Linked DNA regions of Homo sapiens: region 1 is linked to region 2. Evidence: chromatin loops called from intact Hi-C (ENCODE). Cell type or tissue: psoas muscle. All regions are shown on one strand. Links, peaks and the distances in the headings refer to the core of each region. The heading gives the core; the rest is flanking DNA.

Region 1 (4,387 bases), core at 144-4,143, 85 kb after region 2:
GTAACCCCATGACGCGCAGGGGAGGCATGAGAGACAGGAGGGCTGCTGGCGGCTCTTGGCCCATCAAGAAATGTGGGAAAGAGGCCTGGGCCAAGGCGAAGCTTCTAGAGGCCTCATGGCCCCATTCCCCCTAGAGACAAGGCAGGGATGGAGCAGGTTCAGAAATGGCTTCTCCAAGTCCCCATGCTCAGGAGGCCCTTCTGCCCTTGGGCCCCCTGCCCACTGCCCAGTGTGCAAGGCTGGTCAAAAGCAGGGCCCAGTCACTGGCAGCAGCCCCTCCTCAAGGCTCCAAGGCCAGATAAAGTTGTCAGCACACCGGCCGTGAAGGGCCAGCATAGCCAGTCAGCTGTTTGTAGCCACAGCACAGTCCCCCCCAACCATATCCAAGAAAGCTACACCAATGTCACATGAAAAAACTCCCAGAGAAATCAGACCAAGAGGCAAATGTGGGCTGCCAGAGTTCATCAAAATCACTATTTGCAAGATTCCTATCTGCCCTACTCAACGCATTTCAATTCCGAAGTGCTAGATTCCCCGGTATAGTAATAGAAAGGGTATTCATAGGCACTCCGGCTTCCAATAAGATGCAAAAACTTAGCTCGCATTTTTTAAAGTTTATAAATAGCCTCGGAAAAGAAGCTGGAACATGCTTCTTAGTAAATACAGCTGACCCATTTTCCTCATTCTTCACCAGGAATAAAGCGGCTGTTACCACGGAAAGTACAGAAGAGTCTAAATATATATTTCCTCCTCACAGGGACCCAGATCAGAAAGGCAGAGTCGACACTCAGTGGGTGAAAGAGGGAGAAGCCAGGCCAGGGAGGGCCGCCCCTGGTCACCTCCCTGCACCCCAAGGGGATGAAAGTCGTGGAGCCCTCAGCCCCAGCTCAGGGGTGGGGTGGGCACCACTGACTCCAGGACCCTGCAGGAGGCTGCTCAAGGTCCGCTCAGCAAGCCCCTCCCAGCTGGCCTGACCCCCTCCCAGCTGGCCTGACCCCCTCCCAGCTGGCCTGATCCCCTCCCAGCCTGAGCCCCTCCTGGCAGTTTGGTTTTTCTCCACTCGGCCTTTGCACCATCTTTATGTTTCCAGTCTCCCCAGCTAGAAGGTAAGCGCCAAGAGAGCAGGGAGGCTTCCCTCTTGTGCACTATTCACACCCAGTCCCGGGAACAGTGCCTGGCATGTGGCAGGTGTTCAATAAATATTCATGACATGAACAAAGTCATGCCGTGTGGCCAGCCAGGCTCAGCCTGCGTTCCTAACAGTCTCTTACTGACTCTGGGTAAGCCTCCATTTTCTTCTTGTGGACACAACCAGGTAGCCCCTTCATTTTGGAAGTCACAGACCAGCCTAATGGTCTTGGGCGAGTAATGGGGGTTCTCTCTGGTGAATTCTACACCTTGGGGAATTGTTTTTCCCCTTCCTTTTGCCAAGAGCTGTGATAGAAAACAATTATCCACCAAATTGGCAGGTCTAGGGGATTCAGAGAGAGGACATCACCTTCTTGGCAGTCTCATGGGAAGGTAAAGGTGTCTATCTGTTCACTGCCCTGTTTCTAGAGGCGTGCCTGACATAGGACAGGTGCTTACTATCCATGAAAGAAGGAGAGGATCTAGGACATTGGTCACTCACATGGACTCCCCGCTTCCCAGGCTGACCCCAACACCCCCAGCTCACCGCCACAGGAAACCACCAGTGTGGCTGCCCTCTTCCTGCATACCAGAAGCCCCCAGCCCCGCCACCCTCCATTTCACACCTGTGGACCTTGAATAAGCCAGGCCTCCCTGGAAGCAACAAGGAGGGCTGCCGGCACTGAGCCAGGGGCTGGGCCTCGTGGCTTTGGGATGGTCTAGTTCTCTTCCTCATCTTTCAGAGAACTCTTACAATAAACCCCTCTAAACAGGAACCTTGAGGGCATCTCTGTTCCCTGAAACTGAAAGCAGGTAGCCCACACCCAGGAATGGGGATTGAAAAGAGATCAGTGCTCCCCCTTCCCACACTCAGATCCTAACAGATGGCACAGGGATGACCCGAATTGGATCACAGATACTCAGGAGTGCAAACTGGGACCCCTCTCGCTTCCACATACCACTGCAGCCATCACTGGTCGGACAGCACCAGCCAGTGCTATCTATGCACACAGCAAGCGCTCAACAAGTGCACAAGTGTGGGAGGCTGCTTTCTGATGAAGAGTGAGTGCCTGCAATTCAGAGAGTTTATGCTGTCTTCCTGAAGTCTCTGTTCTTTTACTGATCATTTATCTAAATCGACTTTAATTCATCATCTCAACTAGATCATAAAACAGCTTAATTGATACTTATTTGATGGAATCTACCTTATTCGTGAAATTTATCACTTCATACAAGTGCAAGCAGGGACCAGGAAGCAGAGCTTGCCACCGTCACCGGAGTGATCCTCCAGCAGACTCATTCCTGGAACACTTAACGGAAGGGGGTGTGTTCCAAGATCCCAGCGCTCCAAATTAAAACCTGGCCCTCCCTAGGGCGCTTTGGACTTAGCCTATTGGATCCACACTGTGGTTTTAAAACATGTCTGCAAATCCTCTGGCACTCCTCCCACCAAGAAGTGGAGGCCAATTCTCCTCCCACTGAATACAGGCTGGCCTTAATGGCTCACTTGTAACTAATAGAACTCGGCAGGAGGGATGCCGTGTGACTTTCAAGGCCAGTTCATGAAAGGCAACACAGCATCCACCGGCTTTTCTCAGGACATGCATTTGAGGCCCCAGGGGAGAAATGTGGCTGTCCTGCAGCCGTCATGCTGAAAACCACATGGAGAAAGGGATGCCAGAGGAGCCCTGGCTGCTCTGTCCCCAAATGCTTGCATCTTCCCAGACCCACTCAGAGAAGCCTTTAAGATGACAGCCCAGCCACTATCTGACTGCAACAGCACTGAGACCCCAAGTGAAGCTGCTTGGGCCAGCCCCAGAACCAAGAGAGGTGATAATAATAAATGACTGTTGTTTCACACTGCTGAGTCAGGAGAGATTTGTTATGAAGCCAGAAATAACTGAAACAATACACAAATCTCACTAGCTGTGGACCCTGGCCAGGTCCCTTCCCTCTGCACCTGCTTTTGCTCATCTGAAACTAGAGGCCTGGGGACCCAGAACAGAATTGTGTGAGTTTTTGGCAAAAAAAAGAGAAATAAGGAAAAAGGGGGAGTTAAAAAAACAGGTATAGTGGAGCAAATCCTTCATAAAACCAATTATAATCAACTGAAGAAATATTTTGTATCTTGAAATGATGGCCTTCTTATATTGTTGGTGTCAAAATATTCTTTCCTTTATTTCATTTTATGAAATGATGATACAGTAGCTGACAACTGGCTTTTAATGGCCTCATTTGGTCAAATCAGAAGTTGGCCATCCTGGGTCAGCCCCACTGATATGGTTTGGCTCTGTGTCCCCACCCAAATCTCATCTTGTAGCTCCCATAATTCCCATGTGTTGTGGGAGGGACCCAGTGGGAGAAGACTGAATTAGCGGGACGGGTCTTTCTCATGCTGTTCTTATAATAGCGAATAAGTCTCAGGGGATCTGACGGGATTATAAGGGGGAGTTTCCCTGCACAAGCTCTCTTTGCCTGCCACCATCCATGTAAGATGTGACTTGCTCCTCCTTGCCTTCCACCATGATTGTGAGGCCTCCCCAGCCACATGGAACTGTGAGTCCAATTAAACCTCTTTCTTTCGTAAATTGCCCAGTCTTGGGTATGTCTTTTATCAGCAGTGTGAAAACAGACTAATACAGTAAATTGGTACCAGTAGAGTAGGGCATTGCTGAAAAGATACCCAAAAATGTGGAAGTGACTTTGGAACTGGGTAACAGGCAGAGGCTGGAACAGTTTGGAGGGCTCAGAAGAAGACAGGAAAACGTGCAAAAGTTTGGAACTTCCTAGAGACTTGCTGAATGGCTTTGACAAAAAATGCTTAATGATATGAACAATAAGGTCCAGGTTGAGGTGGTCTCAGATGGAGATGAGAAACTTGTTGGGAATTGGAATAAAGGTGACTCTTGTTAAGTTTTAGCAAAGAGTGGCATCTTGCCACATTTAGCAAAAAGGTGGCATTTTGCCCCTGCCCTAGAGATCTGTGGAACTTCAAGCTTGAGAAAGATGATTTAGGTTATCTGGCAGAAGAAATTTCTAAGCAGTAAAACATTCAAGATGTGACTTGGGTGCTGCTAAAGGCATTCAGTTTCAAAAGGGAAACAGCATAAAAGTTTGGAAAATTTGCAATGCAATTGAAAAGAAAATCCCATTTTCTGAGGAGAAATTCAAGCCTGCTGCAGAAATTTGCATAAATAACGAGGAGCCGAATGTTAGTCCCCAAGACAATGGGGAAAATGTCTCTAGGGCTTGTCAGAGG
Region 2 (4,387 bases), core at 144-4,143:
CAGGGAAAGCAGCCCCATGCTGCAGTGACAGAGGGCTCAGCACTGGCTACCTGAACCCAGAGCCCTGGGCACAAAGCAGGACCAAACCCACAGCTCCCCATGTCCAAGCTGCCTTAGAGGCTCTGCACGGACCAACTCATCAGCAGTGCACGTCAAGCTGGGAGGCAAGGTTGGGAGTGCAGCCCGGACCGGGGCTCTGGGGGACAGAAGCAGCAGGGCTCACACTCGCCCCCGAGCTTCCTGGAGCTGCAGGTGTCCGTGATGCCGCAGTGTGATGCTTGCCCCTTTCTGAGGCTGCGGTGGTCCTTCTTCAAGGGCTACGGCAACACAGGGCACCTGGCAGCAAAACAGGCCTGGCAGCCCTGGCAGTGCAGATGCATCAGATGCAAAAGTGAAGAGGGGGCCGGACAGGGACACTGCAGCACAGAGAGGCCCAGGCAGGCAAGGGCTTTCCTTGGCCACTGAGCTGGACCTGGGTCCTGGAACCACACTGCCCCAGGAGGACACAGACCCGGGTTTCCTGCCTTCCCACCCACGATGCCGCCTCTGGGGAATCTCTGTCCCTGCCTCCACCCTCAAGTCCTGGCAGCCATCCTAGTCCTAGCCCCCCAGAAACCTCCCAGCAGCCTCCAGCACTCACAACTCTGCCACATTGGAGCTGACAGCCCCAGGAGTTCCTGGTCCGAGCCTGCCTTGTTCTGAGGAGTAAACGGGGCCCAGAAAGGGAAGGGACATGGCCAAGGCCCCTGCTGTCCCCTCCCCAGCCCTGAGCTCCTGAGAGTGAGGGCTGAGGGTACTGCTCTCCCCAGGTCCTGGCAGCATGGCTGGGCATGGCCGCTGACCCTCCGTGAGGGGCGGGAAGATGCTGGAGGCTCCCAAGGACTCCTGGCCCAGGAGATGCTCCTTCCCCATTGGAAGCCAGCAGGAGGCCTCGAAGTCTGTTTATTTCCCTTAGTTCCTTCTCTAACACTAAAACATTAAACCATAACATTTATCCTTAGGTCACTTAAGGCATAGAAATTAGGTTAAATATTTCATTCACTAAATAGCTCAGATGGTTGTGGATTCCACCATAAGTAAGCAGAAAGTTCATTCATTTTGCACTTATGCAATAATATAAAATAATCATCTCAAATGAATATTTTACAGTTTGCATTTATTAGCAATCCATTCCCTTTCAGAGCTACTCGTAAGGGGTCCCAACGCCTTATGAAATTTAAACAATCAAGATGAAGCCACTAACCTGTGAAAGTTCTATTCATCTAGTGTAGACAGCCAGGTTACAACATGCGCCCCAGGCCCCTGGCACGGTGCTCTGTGGAGGGTGCTCGAGGCTCAGCCACCTTGCCGGCCCCTGAGCCTCCCCTCCTCTGGGGACCTTCCGCTAAGACCAGCACGTCTTCTCATGCCCCACACAGAGCCAAGCTCCTTCCTAGCCTGCCTGGATTCTCCTACCTGGAATCCCCTGTCCACATCAATTAAAGCAACAAACAAGCCACGAAACCTGTCATCCAGCATGCTCTTTGTGCCGGCAATGTGTCTGCCTCTCCCCACTCCACCGTCAAGGCCGTTCGTGCCTTTAGTGACCACTCCAGCTCCTATTTCTCTGCTTTCTCTAATTGCAGCAAGCACTGTTTCTCTGCATTGTGTACCCGTGCTTACCTGATATGCCCTGTATGGTTCTCTAAGAACCTCCTCTGAGTCCACCTGAGGCCCAGACGGAAAACCGAGCTCCACCTCCCTTCCACGACCCACGGTGCCCAGGACAGTGCTGGCCATGAAGTCAGCCCTCCACCACCTCCCTGCACTTGAAACCTGTTTCCCAGAGAAACACGCAGGCTGGGGTGGGACTCCCATCTTCCTTCCAGGTCTCTCCTCCCCTCCCACTGGATGAGGACAGGGCACCAACACGGGCCTCCCTTTCCACGCAGGGCTCTGTCACTCAATTGTATGGAACGCTGTTTCCCGGGTCTCACAAGCTCTAGGGGCTTTGTAGGTGGATACAGTTTACAACCATTGAGTGCCTACTGTGTGCCGGGCCTCTGGAGAGGTGGGGCTGATGGAATGCTCCCTGGCCTCTCTTCTGGAGGAGTGGATGACCCGGCCCAGAAGTCGGTAGAAAAGCACAGGGTCGGAAAGCACTGGAAGAGGCAGAAGCGACGCCCCGGGAGCCCCACAGGGGGTCCTTTCAGAAGGAGCTCACCTCCGCAGCACTGACAGGGCCCGGCCACCCCTCGGCAGTCTGGGTCAAGCACCAGGTCACCTGAGGATGGGAGGAGTTTGGGATTGGAGGAGGCGAGTAAGGGCTGAAGCAGGAGGTAAACTGAGCCCCGGTCAGGAGGACCACGCCAGGTATCCCAAGGGTCTGAACTACTTCCTGTGGGAAGTGGGAATTCGCTTGGGGTTCTCGAGGCGAGGGAAGGACCTGGGTGTGACATTCTGTTGCCCCACAAGGCTGGCTCATAGGGGTCACTTCCTCGGGGTGGCCCACAGGCTCTGGCGTACAGCTGCCTGTGTCCTTAGCAAGGGTTCCCATTTTCGGGTCCCTCACTTCCAAGTCTCCTCTATCTGGCCTCAGCTTTAGTTAAGTGATGATTATATGTGTGCTTCCACGCTCCAAGCTGCTGTGACAATGTGGACCCCTCTCCTGGTCGATGCTCCCCACGTGAGATCCTATGTGATCAGTTCCTTGCCGCAGCCAGCAGCAGAGCACCTCTCTTCTCAGAGGTAGCATGGTGCCCACCAAACAACCACGAGCCATCATCCATCCCCTTGGCCCTGACTACCAGGACACCTGTGGCCAAACTGAAAGCCCATTCCGTAACATTATTAATACCGTATCCAAAAATTCTTATTTTTTTTTTTTTTTTTTACTACCATCTGACATTCTTGTTAAGAAAGTGAATTTTGTGCTAGGCTCTCACAAATCCTTCCTGAAAGAAAGCAGAATGTCAACCAGAGTAAATAAGTAAGTCCTCCAACCGGGAAAAAAAGAACTCTAGAAATCATACAAGGTCTCCACTGGTTGATGTCATGAAGAGGTTAAGGGGGAAATCATAGAATGTTAGTGTGGGAACAAGGGGAAAAGGAAGCTTAGGGCTCAGATGGAGAGAGGCTCCAGCCCTCAGAGGCTCTGGGTTGGGGTGAGCTGTGACCGGTCAGGTGGGGACAGTCCTCCGGGAAGGATGAATGGAGCTCACAGCTAATAGGTGCCCCAGGGATGATTCATGGGGCTCAGTGCTTTGGAGAAGGTCATTTCCATCTCAGCCCACCTCAACTGGGTTCTCCAGCTGGCCTTAGAGATGGGTGAATTTCTTCTCAGCTCTATCATTTTCCTGATAATTAACAAGCTAATATTCTGAACCCAGGCCTTGGGGTGATTCTGAAAACAGTACAGGGTTGGGCTGCTTGGGTTTTTTTCCCATCAAATAAACAATGAATGGAATAAATCTGGCCACCCACCATTCCATAGAATTTCTAGGACTAATCCACAATCCAGTAAAATACCACCTCTTATTTTCTTCTTTCTGCTTTTATGTACTTTATAAATTTTCCGTAATAAGCATATATTAGTTTTTAATGGGGAAAAGTAAACTCTATTCTTAAAAATCTCTCTGCCTACCAGATCTTACCATCCAGGATTTTAAGGATAGAGTTGGGAGAATCTGAAGATATCCCATTGCCCAGGGAAAGACTAGAATTAAATCTGGAAAATTTCCAAACCCAAATACTATGGGCAGGTCTACGAAGCCCTTCCCATTTTCCTCCACATCTAGCTAAACCCAGAGACACTGTGACTGGCACAGACCCCACCCTGCTTCTCCATCCTTCCAAATGCTCCACACCCAATGCTACCTTCCCTGTCCTCTCTGTTCTTCCAACACCAAAATCCGCCAACAGACCCTGCCCTGGTCTATCCCACACCAACTCCGTACAGCCAGATCTGGGGCAGCAATCCCTCCACTGAGGGGCCACCCCTCCAGACCCTGTTGAGCCACTTGGATTCTGCAAATGGCTGTATGTGTTTCAGTGCCGCATCCATTTGGTACTCAAGTACACAGGACTCAAAGTAGCTCTAGCCAGAAACAACTTTTCCCCTTTTCTCTTCTTTGTGTCCTTCTGGACTGGGGTCCCTCCCTCGAGGAAGCCTTCCCAAGCCATCCTAGACTGGAGGGAATACCTACGTACGTAGGAAATACCTATGTATTCCCTTTGTATCCCATACTTCCTTGTGTACCACTTTTTGTCATTGCCTAGATATTAATCAAGCTTTCCCCCATACCCAGAAGATAGATGGTGAAGGCAAAGACAGGCCCATCTCACCCACGAGCACATCCTCAGCACCTGCCACAGAGGCCCACAGTGATCAGAAAGTATTTCTTGAAAG

What was found. Peaks named below come from ENCODE experiments on the same cell type or tissue, not always from the same donor. Only the 100,000 strongest peaks of a DNase experiment are listed, where the experiment ranks them.
Region 1: it touches region 2 in a loop (2.2-fold over the local background); 1 of 110 quality-filtered maps calls a loop at or near these places.

The regions. Positions count from the first base shown.
Region 1 is chr1:6,920,945-6,925,331 of GRCh38, reverse strand. The region is part of intron 3 of CAMTA1 (calmodulin binding transcription activator 1); the gene reads right to left. Among named protein-coding and RNA genes, the nearest start is that of CAMTA1-AS3, 91 kb to the left of the region's middle. In psoas muscle, for the core only: no CTCF peak of the experiment used is centred there; a DNase peak (open chromatin) is centred at 2,581.
Region 2 is chr1:7,005,490-7,009,876 of GRCh38, reverse strand. All of the region lies in intron 3 of CAMTA1 (calmodulin binding transcription activator 1), which reads right to left. It overlaps CAMTA1-AS3 (CAMTA1 antisense RNA 3), which reads left to right. Exons shown (of 2, transcript NR_182292.1): 2 at 1,182-1,501. Among named protein-coding and RNA genes, the nearest start is that of CAMTA1-AS3, 6.6 kb to the left of the region's middle. In psoas muscle, for the core only: no CTCF peak of the experiment used is centred there; no DNase peak of the experiment used is centred there.